2 separate regions of the Homo sapiens genome follow, and region 2 is linked to region 1. Evidence: chromatin contacts called from ENCODE Hi-C or POLR2A ChIA-PET data. All regions are on one chromosome and are shown on one strand. Each heading gives the region's core, a stretch centred on a gene start or an enhancer-like site at or near the end of the contact. The rest is flanking DNA. Distances are from core to core; before and after follow the strand shown. Region 1 overlaps HECW2 (HECT, C2 and WW domain containing E3 ubiquitin protein ligase 2). Region 2 overlaps HECW2 (HECT, C2 and WW domain containing E3 ubiquitin protein ligase 2).

Region 1 (6,691 bases), core at 1,071-3,570:
AAGGAAAGAAAATCAAGAAGTATATATTTTCTTGGCACAAGTTTACTCAGATGCAGTCTCACAAAGCATTTCTGCAATTATTTTAAAAACAAGTTCCACTGTTAAATCTGTGTTCAGATTAGTTTTGCACGTATTACTCTAAGAGTAGCAAAATCACAACTGTCTCCTCTTTGGCCTTTCCTTGGGTTGGGAGTCAATGGGACTGCCATAAGTAGAGCAGAGTGGTTAAAAACCCAAGCTCAGAAGTCAGATTCCTAAGTTTAAATTCAGGCCCTACCATGTCATCTTTTTGTCATCTTGGCTAAATCACTTTAATTCCCATTGCCTAGGGCTGAAATAGCATATATACTGCACCACCACCCCCATACACACACAATTTCATACAATGTGCTTTTATTTATGAAAAGAAACACGGAAATGATAAAGAAGAAGCCACCACAAATGGTTACCTACAGAGAGAATAAGTGTTCAGAGTGGAGATACCAGGGATAAAATATAAAACTACTCTTAAAACACCTTCTTGTATAGCTTTCCCCATTGGCCCAATTAGAATATTTTCAAAACCCTGCAATTCATTAGAACACATGAAAATAAAATGTTTAAACACGAGTTCATAGCAATATTAAAATATATGTAGCCCCTAAATAAAATAAAAGTAAAACTCATTAGTCACAATTGACAATAACTAGGGCACCAATGCCCACATATTCTGAAAACTGTCATTGAAAATTAAAGAATTAAGCATCATTTTGCTTTTCCAGAATGAACAGTATTTCAAAGGTACTAACAAGCCATGAGGAGAAGTGCTTTTTACATAAGAATTCCAGGAAATAAGTACAGAAGAAATAAGATAATTACAAAATTCATAATTTTTCAATGCATAAGAAAATAATATATTTGAAAACATTAGACAAAAAAATCAATGAGAAACATTCTAACGAAGACATTACGCTGCCACAACTTGAACCCACTAATCAATCTTAGCATCACGAAGAATGGGGCAGTCAGACTCTTGTGTAACTTTTGATGGAATGCAACATGAAGTACACAGCACCACCAAAGAAGCATCCTTGGGGAAAAACATTAACTTGATGATATTCAAGACCCTTTTGGTTAACCTCCAATTTATAAGAAATAAGGGAGTCAGTGGAACAAGTTAAAAGACAATACCAGTGAGCAAAAAAAAAAACAAATCCTGAATGTGAGACATTCTCAAGGACAACAGATACAGTTGTCACTGGCACTGTGAAAAATGAAAGGAAAAAATGATAGTGAAAAGAGTCAGATAAAACTAATGCACTCTAAATAAGTCTATTTTTATTTACAGTTCAAAAACAGGCAAAACTAACCTACAATCAAGCCTTAAGGAGGCTGTGATTGGGAGTATGAGAAGGACTTTTGAGGTGCTGAGAATACTCTATGTCCTGATCTGGGTGGCAGTTATACAGGTCTACACATACGTAAATGTTCATTACACAGTACACTTAAGATTATGGCAACTTGGCTGGGCGTGGTGGCTCATGCCTGTAATCCCAGCACTTTGGGAGGTCGAGGCGGGTGGATCACGAGGTCAGGAGATCGAAACCATCCTGGCTAACATGGTGAAACCCCGTCTCTACTAAAAATACAAAAAATTAGCCAGGCGTGGTGGCGGGCGCCTGTAGTCCCAGCTACTCAGGAGGCTGAGGCAGGAGGATGGCATGAACCCGGGAGGCAGAGCTTGCAGTGAGCTGAGATCACACCACTGCACTCCAGCCTGGGCGACAGAGCAATACTCCGTCTCAAAAAAAAAAAAAAAAAAACAAAAAGATTATGGCACCTTAAGGACTTTCCTAAATATGTGCAATTCCTCAATAAAACAATAAAAGAGACATAATTAGCCTATGGTGTTTGAAGTCAGGACAATGGTTACCTTTAAGGAAGAGTGTTACTGAGAAGATGCAAGAGCCATAAATTTATGATGATTTTACTTCTCTGCATGTATGCTATTCTCCAGCAAAAAAAAAAAAAAAAGGATGAGGGGAGAAGGTACTGCTCTACATTAAAGGTGACATAATAAATAAATTGTTAACTGGATTTTGCTTAAATCAATTATTTTTGAGAAACAGTGAAATTTTAATATTAGATAATTCTTGTGTATAATATTAAGCATAATAAAGACATTTTGCTTATTTAAGAAAATATCCCTATTAGAAGTTCATAGGGGTGAAGCAGTTGTCCTGTGTGGCTATTTAAGTCCCTGCTCAGTTCACTCAGTGGTTGGATAACAAATGCACAAAGATTTGCTTAAATGCACTCAATCAGTAAGTCCCCCAGCCTTTGCTGATGGGCTGTGTGTGTTTGATGGAACACTCCTTCAGTACTCTAAGCAGTTTATAGCTCTGCCTTAACTTTTACTTCCTGCTTGCACAGAGCCTGAAGGTCAGGCACAGAAGAAAATAAGGTCTCTCCTGGGTATGCACACAGCCCTTTGTATGCATTTGGCTTTCCCAATTCCCAGGAATATATTTGAGCTTTTCAAAGCCTGCTATGCACATCTCTTTCTCTATATTGTCCTTTTCCGTTTTTTTCTGTTAGTCCCTTATGTGCCCCAAGTGGTATTGCCACCTCAGGTAAGTGCAGTGTTAAACAACTGTCATTGGTTGTTTTTGAAAAGTGTTCTGGTGATAGGGTTGTTTGCACCAAAGAAGCTATGAGCCAGGTTAACGAAAGTCCTGCAAATGGGGCTTTTCCAGAGAGCTGCCAGACATGTCAGGTAGTGACAATTCTCTAACAGGGATGAGGTTTTTGGGGAAGCTCCAAACCCATTCTGCTGCCGTTAGTGGCTCGTAAGGTGTGTTTGTTTTCATGACTACCATGGTTGCAGAGCTTCTGGTTTTCAGTTATTGCAGAGCTGGGGAGACAGGAATGATAAAAGGCAAGTCATAATAAAATGTTACACAGCCAAAGCCTACTGTGCTGAGTTCAACCTGTTTCTTGAATAAATGCTCCTCATGTACTTGAAAGCTTTTGGCTGATTTCCAGAGTTCTAAAAAAGTTGACTTTTGCAATTTTCTCCAGTGTTTTCATTGCTTTTTTGGGGAGCAGAATGTGGTGGTGGGGGTTCTCACTCTACCATTCCCGAAGTGCTTCTCCTCACAATCATCCCTTGAAGATTAGATTGGGGTAAGAAAACCCCTGACCTAAGCCCCGTAGGAAAACCCTACCCGGCTTCTCAGCTGCCATTTACAATAAGCACAGTTGCTTAAAGCATGATGCTCTTTAGAAAGTCTAAAGTCCCTTAAGACACTGTTCTGTGACCATGAACCTCACCAATCACCCCACATGGTTCTCACGTCACTGAGTCTAAGGATCAGTTCAGCACAAAGTCATCCCTCCTACTAGAAAAATGATTAAATTCAGCATGTCCTACTAACCATGTGGACTATGATAGTAGCTTCTATGAAGGTTTTATCTTCATTTCATAATGCTTTGGTGCCTTAGCTGTTAATAAGTTGTAAATCAGTATAGAAAAATAAAGTAAAATCAATGTCCATATAAAATTCTACCCAAAATCAACCAACAGTGAAATTTTCAAGCAGGTCACTGGTTTCTCATAGCGTCAGGATTATAAAGAAGCAGGTTCCAGTCTATTAATAGCCAGAAAATGTTCCTTATATTATAATAAATAAAAGTAGACGAAAAGTTCTGGGAAGTCAGGAAGCAGACATTTGCCTCCTACCAGGAGGGCAAGAGTTTCCCAGAAATCAGACCCAGCTGAGGTTATAAGGGTCATTAGTAAGGCAACATCCCCATGATAAGGTTCTCTGTGGACCATGACTAGAAGTCTAGTGTGATATAAAGAAGACAGCTTTCCTAAACTGCCAGATTTCCTGCAGAAATCTACTGCAGGACACAGCTGACATTAGTCTTTAACTAGTTTAAACTGAAATAAAATTAAACGTAATATTAAGCAAGACAAAACACTAATGTGATTTAAATATATACATATATGTATGATTATTCATTACAGCACTATTTGTTTGTAATAGAGAAAACTGGAGACAATTTAAATGTCCACTACTTAACCCATCAAATATACCAGTTAATAAATTATGTTACATCTCAACAATAAAAGTGTGCACATATATAAGAATGGGACTCTTTCTATGTTCTGACCTGGAAAAATCTGAACAATATATAAGTGAAACAAAGTGTAGAATAGTGCATATATTTTGCTATTTTTTATATTAAAAGAGGTGAAAATTTCTACATAGTTGTATTTGCTTATTGATATACATGTATGTATATGTGTGTGTGTATATACATATAGTATGTGTGTGTGTGTGTATATATATATATATATACATGTGTGGAATATATATCCATCCATATATGTATAAAAACTTTGAAAGAATAAACCTGAAACTAATGAGCATTGTTACCTGTGAGAAAAAAAGGGAAAAATTTGGAAATGCATGAGAGGTTGAAAGGAAACCTGTCAAACTACTTCTTTGCATTTAGAAAGTTTTTTGGGCCAAATGACTATATTACTTAATCGAAAAAAGGCCTCTGGTTATTCACATAGGGCAAAAAAAAAACATGTAATAACATTATCTTACAGTTTTTTAAAAAATTAGAAACTAGAGATGTATTCAGATTTTGTAAATCTCTAGTTGATGAAGCCCTAAGTAAACCCCAGAAAGAATTTCTGAATAGGTATATAACATGAAAAAGGATAGAATGAGAGTCTGTACAATATAATAGCGGATTGTATTCTCTGTCTTGTAGCAATACGTGCCCTACTTTGTCTTCATTATTTATAAATAACCTGGCTTTAAAAAGCATCTACAGCAACTGCATTTCCAACGGAAATGGCACTTGCTTTACATGAATGTTCTAAACCAGGGTAGCTCCATGATAACCCTGACCTTTAGAAATGTAACCAGCCTCAATACTAGTAAAAATGATATTGCAAATGGTAGCAGGACCACAAGTAGCTTTCATTTTATTCTATTTTCTGTATTTTAAATGTTTTTCACTAAGCTTAACTTTCATGATCAGGGACAAAACTATATTTTTCATAAGACAGGTGGCTCTGGTGGCAGTATGGGGGATGAATTGCAGTAAGAGGAAATTGGTGGCAGAAGCATCAGTCAGAAGAGTGGTTCAAGGTAGGAGAAAGATAACAAAGATAGGAATAAAAGTTGAAGCAGTGGAGCCAGATATAGATAAGTTGAAGAGGTTAATTGACCAGGCCACCTGGATGGAAGTGATGAAGAAAAATGCAAGCATAAGTCTCAAATGTCTGATTTGCGTAACTGCTGCCAGCAACATTAAAGAGGCGTATGAAGGAGGATGAAGAATGTGGTCAAATTCTGTTTGGGCTACAATGAATTTGAGGGGTCTGAGGCCAATCCAGGTGGAGATGCCAAGTCCACAGCTAGAAATACAATAATGGCACTCAGAAAAAGAATGAAGATTGGGGATGTAAGTGTATAGGTATTGGCTGAATCCATGGAAACAGATGAGATTGCAGGGTGCCAAGAGCAAAATTAGGAGAAAAGAGCCTAGGAGAGAAAAGTCTGTGGAACACCAACTAAGGTGGAAGAAGAGAGAGCAAAGGACAAAACAGAAATAACTTCAGGCAGGTAACTAGAAAAGAAGGGTCTAGGAAAGATTAAAGAGTAGACCTTTTCAAGAAGGGAACAGTGACATCAACAGCATCAAATACTGTCAAGATTTAAGAGGACAAAGCCCCACTTCACCCAGTTGGCAATGACAAGGGCTCCAATGTCCTCAGTGGGGCAGTGACAGTCAAGGTTTGGAGTTGAAAGCTAGGCTGAGGTGGGCTGAGGAATAAAATGGAAGGTGAACATTTCAACTAAGAAAACTAAATCATTCAGTAGTGGCCCTTCACACATCACTCATTTAAAATCCCTAAGACGTGAACATGGAAATCATATTCTCATTTATTTCACGGCAAAAGGTTAAACAGTTCAGTATAGTGGTTAAATATATTCCCTGAGTTAAAATCCTGTTTCTATCACTTGTGTGACTGTGTCTCATATTACTCATCTGTAAAATGGCAATGGGAATTGTACAACCTCAACAGGTTACTGAGGGTTAGATGAGGTGAGCAACTAGCTTAGTGCCTGCTCAGTCATTCAGATGCTATTATATTTCTTCACTCTTCCATCTGTGTAAAACCAAAAAGAAATTAAATCTTGACCTCCCTGATTGAAGGTTGGATTGTTTAACAAGCTCATTCAGCACTGTTCATTAACCTTACTCATTCACTTGGCAATAAACATTTATTAAGCCCTTTCCATGGGCTTTAATTTACTGGAACCTGGGGACAAAAAAAATGATTAAGGCTTGATCCCAGCTCTCACAGGCTACATAAAAAATTCTTTTAGGCTGAGCACGGTGGCTCGTACCTGTAATTCCAACACTTTGGGAGGCCGAGGCAGGAGGATCGCTTGAGCCCAGGAGTTTGAGACCAGCCTGCATAATATAGAAAGACCCCATCTCTACAAAAAAATTTAAAAATTAACCAAGCATGGTGGCATCCGCCTGCAGTCCCAGATACTCATGAGGCTGAAGTGGGAGGATCACTTGAGCCCGGGAGGCAGATGCTGCAGTGAGCCGAGACAGCACTACTATACTCCAGCCTGGGCAACAGAGCAAGACCCTGTCTCCAAAAAAAAAT
Region 2 (7,276 bases), core at 4,442-6,941, 34 kb after region 1:
ATCTGAAGTCACAGGCTAGAGACATATGCTATATATTTTTTTCATGCTCTGAATGTGGGAGAAAAATGAGTTATAATGGTATAATGGAAAAACATTGAATGAGGTATCAAGAATCACAAGTTATGAACCCAGTGAAGACTCCAAACAACTGCGTGATTCTATGCAGATTTCTGTCAGTCTCTCAGCTTCCTTATCTACAGCATAGGGGTGATGATCATCTGTAGGGTCGTTCCCAGCTCTAAAATCTGTTACTCTCTAAGTGGTCATGATTTTTATGACACTGTATCCAGTATCTTATCCCCCTCAGTCTCTGAACTCAAAATAGCTAGAGGATTGCCATAATTAGGTTAGGGTACAGTGGTAATAGTCAAACATAAATGAATGAATGAACAAATGACTAGATAAATGGGAAATTCTAGAAATTCTACACCCCTCCATTGAACTTTCTTTCAAGATACAAAGTAGAAGTAGAAACTTTATGAACAGCAAATCCTAAGTCCCACAACACAAAAGTTTCAAAATGCTTTAGAAACAAAGGAAATATCTCCCTTTAGCTTCCATTATTTTTTATCACATGTTAAGTCAAGAGGACTACTGAGTGTTATGGAGAGATTAGGATCTGAGGAATGCTGGACTCGTTTGAAGTAAGCTAATCAATGAAACAAGTCCTTCTCTTAATTCCATTAATTTATCTCCCATCGCCATAAGGGGCCCACCTATCTCACAAAAGGTTGGTCACTGATATGCTACCAACAATGCCAAAAAGAACAAGCATACAGGAGAATACAATCAATGGTGTGCGGGAGTCTATTGTTAACTTTTTCAGGAAACTTGCAAGCTGGTTGTTAGATGTTGGTAGCTTGAAATTGGCCATGGTAGAAGTATTTATACCATGGAAATCTAAAAATACTACAGACCAGGGTTTTTTGTTTTTGTTTGAAAGAGAAATCCAGTTTGTCAACACACTACTGACCATGGCACTTGGCTAGAAAGGCTCTGGGCTCTGGGAAAAACAGATAATGCAACACCAACAGAGAACAAAGAGAAGATTCATAAATCAAGAAACCTGGGTTCTAGTTCTAATATTCCCATTAACTGACCATGAAAACTGGAGCAAGTTTCTAAATCTCTGTGCTGTTGACTAAAATGTTAAGAGAAGTTAAACAAATGAACTCAAATATCTCTTTAGGATCTAAAACTTGGGATTTTATGATTCTCTGTCCAGGTCATACCTACCCTGACTCCCGAGATCTTACAGGAAATTCTCCAGGAACCAAAAGCTGGGCAGCAGCAAGACATGGATCAATCTTCCCATCTTCTGCTAGACCACAGTCTAGTGCTGTTTCAGTCTGATGCATTTGGCCAACGCACCACACTCAAACTTAGTCATAGTTCTAAAGTTCTCAGGACTCTTAATTTTTTAGTTGCATGAAAGAAAGTTTCAGACAGCCTCCAGCTGACTCAAGCGTTACATTTAGACTTAGGCTAGAGGCTCTCAGAGCATTTCTGGCCATTATTTGTCAAGTGCATGCTACTTCTATCTTGTTGCAGTTGTGAGGTTCCATAAGAAGCCCTCTAGGTATGAGGGCAGGAATGAAAAGTGCCATGCTACCAGAAGATTTTTAAAAAGCACATATCCTAACACCAGAGTTCCAGTCTTGATCCTGAGCCACCATCCTGAATCCCTTATACAGTAAATCCCTTGAAGGGAGAGACTGCGTATTACCCACAAAACCTGGCACAAGAATCATAAAAAGATTTGCTAAAGTCAATTCCCTGGTTTGGTAGAGTTTGGGGGTTCATTGACCTGAGATTGGTATATGGGCAATGAATAACATTTAGTTAAATGTTTCTCCCAGAGCAACAGAGGACTCCTCAAAATAAGTGCTCATGACAAGCCAGCACAGATTTATCCTATCATGTAGGATGGCAGTGTTATTGTGCAAGGTTTCATCCTGAAAAAAAATGGAAATGTTGCTTCTGCTCTGCCAAGTGTTCTCACTTAGGGATGCAAAGATTTGTAAATATGATCTTTGTTCCATGGTCATGCGCTTTGAAAGAAAAATGCATGTAACATATTTTGGGATCAAGTAAATAGCAATGGTACATTTTGACATAATCCTAAAAGTGATGACAAGAACAATATCTAGCAGGATCTATTTGTAAGTGTGTTGGAGCCAGATTTCTAAAAATTCAGTCAGAGAGAGCAGAACTTAAAAATAGACAAAGCAGTTTAAACTTAGAATGAATTCTAGAAAATGATCATATGTATCTAATCTAATTCATAAAAATAAATCTTTAGAGACTAAAACAAAAAGGGGGGAGTTTTTTAGGTCAGTCTGTTATGTCCGATCAGATCAGTACTTAAGCCATTGAAAACAATTCTTAAAGCTCCCTAGGAATATAGGATCCATGAAGTCTTGGAAATTCAGTCCAGGACTAACAGCTTTCCCCAAATCAACAAGATTTTAAATCTAAAGACTAAAGGGATACTTCCAGTGAACCATGTCACAAAATTCAATTGTATATCAAACAGAAATACAGCCAACAGGACACTGAACTTCAGTTCTCCTTTTAAAATGTTCATTATTCAACACATTTTTATTGAACTTGATCCAAATATGATTCAGACATGGTCAGTCTGTAAAGTCAAGAAGTCCACAGAGCACAGTAGAAGGCTAGCACATCCACAAACGTAACAACATAGCATACAGACAGCAGTGATAACAACAGCCCACCGAGAAGATACATGCAGATTCTGAGATCATAATGCCATTCCAGGCAATGCAATGGCTCAGCTAGAGACAGGAGCTTTTTGTTTTGTTTTGTTTTGAGGCAGGGTCTCACTCTGTTGCTGAGGCTGAAGTGCAATGGTGTGACCATAGTTCATTACAGCCTTGACCTCTCAGGCTCAAGTGATCCTCCTGCCTCAGTTTCCTGAGTAGCTGGGACTACAGGTACACACTACCATATATGGCTAATTTTTTTTATTTTTAGTTTTGTACAGACAAGGTCTCCCTATTTTGCACAGGCTGGTTTCGAACTCCTGGCCTAAAGCAATCCTCCCACCTCCATCTCCCAAAGTGTTGGGATTACAGGCATGAGCCACCATGCCTGGACTAGCAGCATCTTTTAATTAAGGGCCAGGTTCCAGGGTGCAGTGCTCTTCCTTTTTAGTGGGTGCTATCACTTCTAAAGGTAACAATTATTTTCTGCTCAGAGGAATTAAACAAACAAACAAAAAACTCGCAAGGCATTTAAGGTTTAAAAAAAGCAATCCTGTTTCAATACAAAGGTCTTGTGCAAAGGAGGATGGCTCTCCACATGAATCAAGTGGCAAAGTCCAGACATCTAGGGCACTGTACTTCTGTAAAAGGAGACACACCAGGAAATGCCCAAGCTCAGGAGATAGCAGTACTGGGGCAGTGGGAAGCATTGTTGAAATGCAAAGAGAGAGAAGAGCTGGCCAACAAGGCCTTAAAGCTCAAGAGGAGGCATTTTTAATTAGAAACTTGGAGTGACTTGGATCAAAATTACATGGGAAGCCTGGATGCGGTGGCTCACGCCTGTAATCCTAGCACTTTGGGAGGCCGAGGTGGGCAGATAACTTGAGGTCAAGAGTTTCAGACCAGCCTGGCCAACATGGGGAAACCCCATCTCTACAAAAACTACAAAAACTAGCTGGTGTAGTGGCGCACACCTGTAGTCCCAGCTACTTGGGAGGCTGAAGCAGGAGAATCAGTTGAGCCCAGGAGGCAGAGGTTGCAGTGAGCCAAAATTGCACCAGTGCACTGCAGCCTGGGTGACAGAGCAAGACTCTGTCTTAAAAAATAAAAATAAATAAATAAATGAATAAAAATTACACGGGAAGATCTTGTTATTCAGTTTAAGGTTCATTATTTATGTTCCCAGTATTTATGCACAAACCTATTGTATTAGTTTGCTAGGGCTGCCGTGATAAATTACCACAAACTGGTTAGCTTAAACAACAGAATGTTAAAGTTCTGGAGGCTAGAAGTCCAAAATCAAGATGTTGACCAGGTTGTTTTCTTTTGCGACCAGTGTAGGAAAATCTGTTCTAAGCCTCTTTCCTTGGTGTGCAGGTGACCGTCTTCATGTCACATGCTGCTTCCCCTTTCCATAGGGCAACAGTCATATTGAATTAAGGCCCACCCTAATGACATCATTTAACTTGCTTACCTCTGTAAAGACGCTGTCTCCAAATAAGACCACATTCTGAGGTACTGGGGTTACGACTTCAACATATGAATTTGGGGGGTGCCAGGACACAGCATCTGGATTATAGAAGGCACAGTCCTTATTCACAAAGAGTTTATCATCCCATTTTGAGGTCAGGATTTAGTCACAGGACACATTCAGAACACCCTTTAGGGAATGTAATCAAATGATAAACTCTTTGTTTTGGCCAGGAAGCCTTTAGAGCAGTGGCTTTGAAATTTCATGTTCACAGTCCCCTTCACAATTACTGCCACATCTTGATGCTACTATTTACTTGATGCTTTTTCATCTTTGCTCTTTTTACTTAAGTGAGTTTACCTCAGTCCATTAATGGAAAACCAGTATCCCTGCCAAAAATAGAAAGTAAATTTAAAACTAAACACATTACAATTAAATTTTAAAATACTGCCCATGAATCATATGAAATCCTTTTACCCCAGTTCAACATAGCCCTAAAGGCTGGAAGGAGCCCTCTGAATTAGGAAATTATTAGACAACTTTGGTCCAAATTCTGTCACCATCATCTGTCATGGGTAAGCAACTTAACCTGTTAACTTCCTCCTCTGGTTCCCACCATCAGGTGGCACAGTTAATCAGGTGGAGAGCTGCCCTAAGAATTATATGAAATATGAAATAACATGAAATAGAGCTGGGCATGATAGCTCTCTCCTGTACTCTCAGCAGTTTGGGAGGCCCAGGCTGGAGGATCACTTGAGGCCAGGAGTCCAAGACTAGCCTGGGCAACATAGAGAGACCCTGTCACTACAAAAAAATTAAAAAATTAGCCAGGCATGGTGGTGTACTGCCTGCAGTCCCAGCCACTCAGGAAGCTGGCGTGGGAGGATCGCTTGAGCACAGGAGCGTGAGGTAACAGTGAGCTATGATTGTGCCACTGCACTCCAGCCTGGGTGACAGAGCAAGACCCTGTCTTTTTTTTTTTGAGATTGAGTCTCACTCCATTGCTCAGGCTGGAGTGCTGTGGTTCAATCTTGGTTCACTGCAACCTCCGCCTCCCAGGTTCAAGCAATTCTCCCGCCTCAGCCTCCCAAGTAGCTGGGATTACAGGCACGCACCACCATGCCCGGCTAATTTTTGTATTTCTAGTACAGACAGGGTTTCAAATGTTGGCCAGGCTGGTCTCAAACTCCTGACCTCAGCTGATACACCCGCCTTGGCCTCCCAAAGTGCTGGGATTACAGGTGTAAGCCACTATGCCCAGCCGACCCTGTCTCAAAAAAAATTATATGAGATAATATTATTAGAAGAGCTCTCTCAATATAAAAGCACTATAAAAATATTATCATGGATAAAATGGACAGCAGATGAAAAACTTGAACCCTTACTTCTGCTCTTTTCCACTCTCTAATCTGGAGCTCTCCCTGTATTCTCTGAGGTTTCCTACAGTTACACTGCCCACCCACACCAGCCTGCACTTCTCTTAGCCTGTTGGCTGGTGCTGGTCTCTATAGGAACGCGGAAGCTGTTCTTAGTGACAGATGACCTCATTTCCATCACCCCGTGCTTCAAGCCTCAAGGACTGAGGCAGGTTCTGCCTTCGTTGTGTGTTGCTGGTGATCACTACTCTGCAGCTCACCTCTGCACTCAGCTGTACCCCACCAACACAGTCATCAAAAAGCACTGAGAAGACAGTCCCCTGATTTTCTCTTCTTTGCTGCTTTTGAGTGAAATGCTTTGCTTTTCCATAAATAGTTCAGAGCCTCACGCCACGTGAATATTTCTTCAAAAGTGGTTCTCTCCAGGGGACTTGAGCACAGCTGTCAGTTAGCTTGACTCAGAAGCAACAGACCAGAGAAAGGCAACATTTCCCCCAACAGCACTGTTTTGTATCCCACTTTACTCAGCCAGAGTCAGCTCAATTTCACCTCTGAATCTGAGACTGAAACCCTACCTGTCCTCCATTCCTGTAACATCTCCATTTCCAACTTGAAAAATAAAGCCAAACAAATCTCAGTATGTGTTAGGATCTTCTCCCCTTCTAACTTCAAAGATAAAATGTGCTTAGGAGGCAGGGAAGGGCTGATTGAGCTGGTATCGCCATGATCTGGTGCGAACATTCTGTGAGTGTGGAGTGTCTCTCTTTCCCTCAAAGGGGCCTTCCTGAGTCCTAGAGAGAGGACCCATTTCTGGAGACTTGCACTTGCAAATTCCCCTGAGGTGGTCACTAGCCCTAGACACTAGGCTTCAGGACCACACACTGCCTCTTTCTGCCAGGGTCTTCCATCTGGCCTCTGAGGCCCCTGGGTAACATCAGCCCCTGGGGACTCCTTTCCAGCAGGAGTAACAGTGCCCCAACACCAGCTTTGTTGTGGGCGGATCCCCCACACCTGGTCCACAAGAATCATGTGTTCTTGCCCCAACAACTCAAACCGTGCAGGTTATTGTCAGCACAGCCCCTCTCACTCTGAGTTCCAGCCACAGCCTCTCACCTTGGGAGTCTTCAGGTGTGGGTCGGATATCAGTCCACTGCAGACAGCACTCATGAAGCTCTTAGAGCAGTTCCCTTCATGCCTCTCTCATCTGACTTAAGGTAGAGGGAAGTACCCCTGCTGAGGCCCTGAAGTGAAAGGTGACAGCCATACCCAAAGTCCAAAGTGAGATGCCTCACTGTCCAAGCAGGACATGGGAAGAAGGTGGTCCAGAATCATTCTCATGACCCTTACCTGGCTACCAGGTGAGAGAGGAGTTGTTGATTTCATAGGGGATTTCTCTGGGGCCACTGTCTATGTTCTGGTGAACCTGTTATCTTTGTCAAAAACATATACATACACTGAAAAGAAGCAGGGTACTTATATTCCTCGGTAGGAGACTGGATGTGCATGTTAAAAGTGTAGTAGGAGTCAAAATCTTGTACAAGGTTTCCAAGCCTATGAGATTGAAAAAATGGCATTTCTACCAACAAAAACAGGGGAATCAAGAACTGGTTTTGCTTGTCAGTCTGTTCGTTTTGAACAAACTGAGTTTGAAAGTGAGTAGCATATTTGGAGAGAAATGATCCTGGGAGCTTTAGACAGAGGTT

What was found. A loop is a pair of places that touch in the nucleus more often than their neighbours do. ChIA-PET counts read pairs that join two places held with the same protein, here RNA polymerase II (POLR2A). Pooled maps may share reads with other maps.
Region 2: a loop to region 1 is called in a pooled map, with 5 times the contacts of the local background. The contact joins two enhancer-like sites. A Hi-C loop is called at or near these places in 10 of 168 maps with a recorded cell type or tissue (GM12878, K562, Right ventricle myocardium inferior and 6 more), 21 of 37 single-sample maps with no recorded cell type and 15 of 50 pooled maps. POLR2A ChIA-PET finds 5 or more read pairs at or near these places in 5 of 52 experiments (GM10248, GM12878, IMR-90 and 2 more).

What each region holds. Positions count from the first base shown.
Region 1 is chr2:196,377,902-196,384,592 of GRCh38, forward strand. All of the region lies in intron 2 of HECW2 (HECT, C2 and WW domain containing E3 ubiquitin protein ligase 2), which reads right to left. Among named protein-coding and RNA genes, the nearest start is that of HECW2-AS1, 120 kb to the left of the region's middle. RefSeq lists an enhancer at 2,494-2,633. Within about 2 kb of position 2,321, at least 2 of the 41 ENCODE cell types and tissues checked have a DNase peak (open chromatin) inside an H3K27ac peak, as active enhancers do; they include GM12878, where a contact is called at or near this core.
Region 2 is chr2:196,408,185-196,415,460 of GRCh38, forward strand. The region is part of intron 2 of HECW2 (HECT, C2 and WW domain containing E3 ubiquitin protein ligase 2); the gene reads right to left. Among named protein-coding and RNA genes, the nearest start is that of HECW2-AS1, 150 kb to the left of the region's middle. RefSeq lists enhancers at 320-369, 5,896-5,945. Within about 2 kb of position 5,692, at least 4 of the 41 ENCODE cell types and tissues checked have a DNase peak (open chromatin) inside an H3K27ac peak, as active enhancers do; they include GM12878, where a contact is called at or near this core.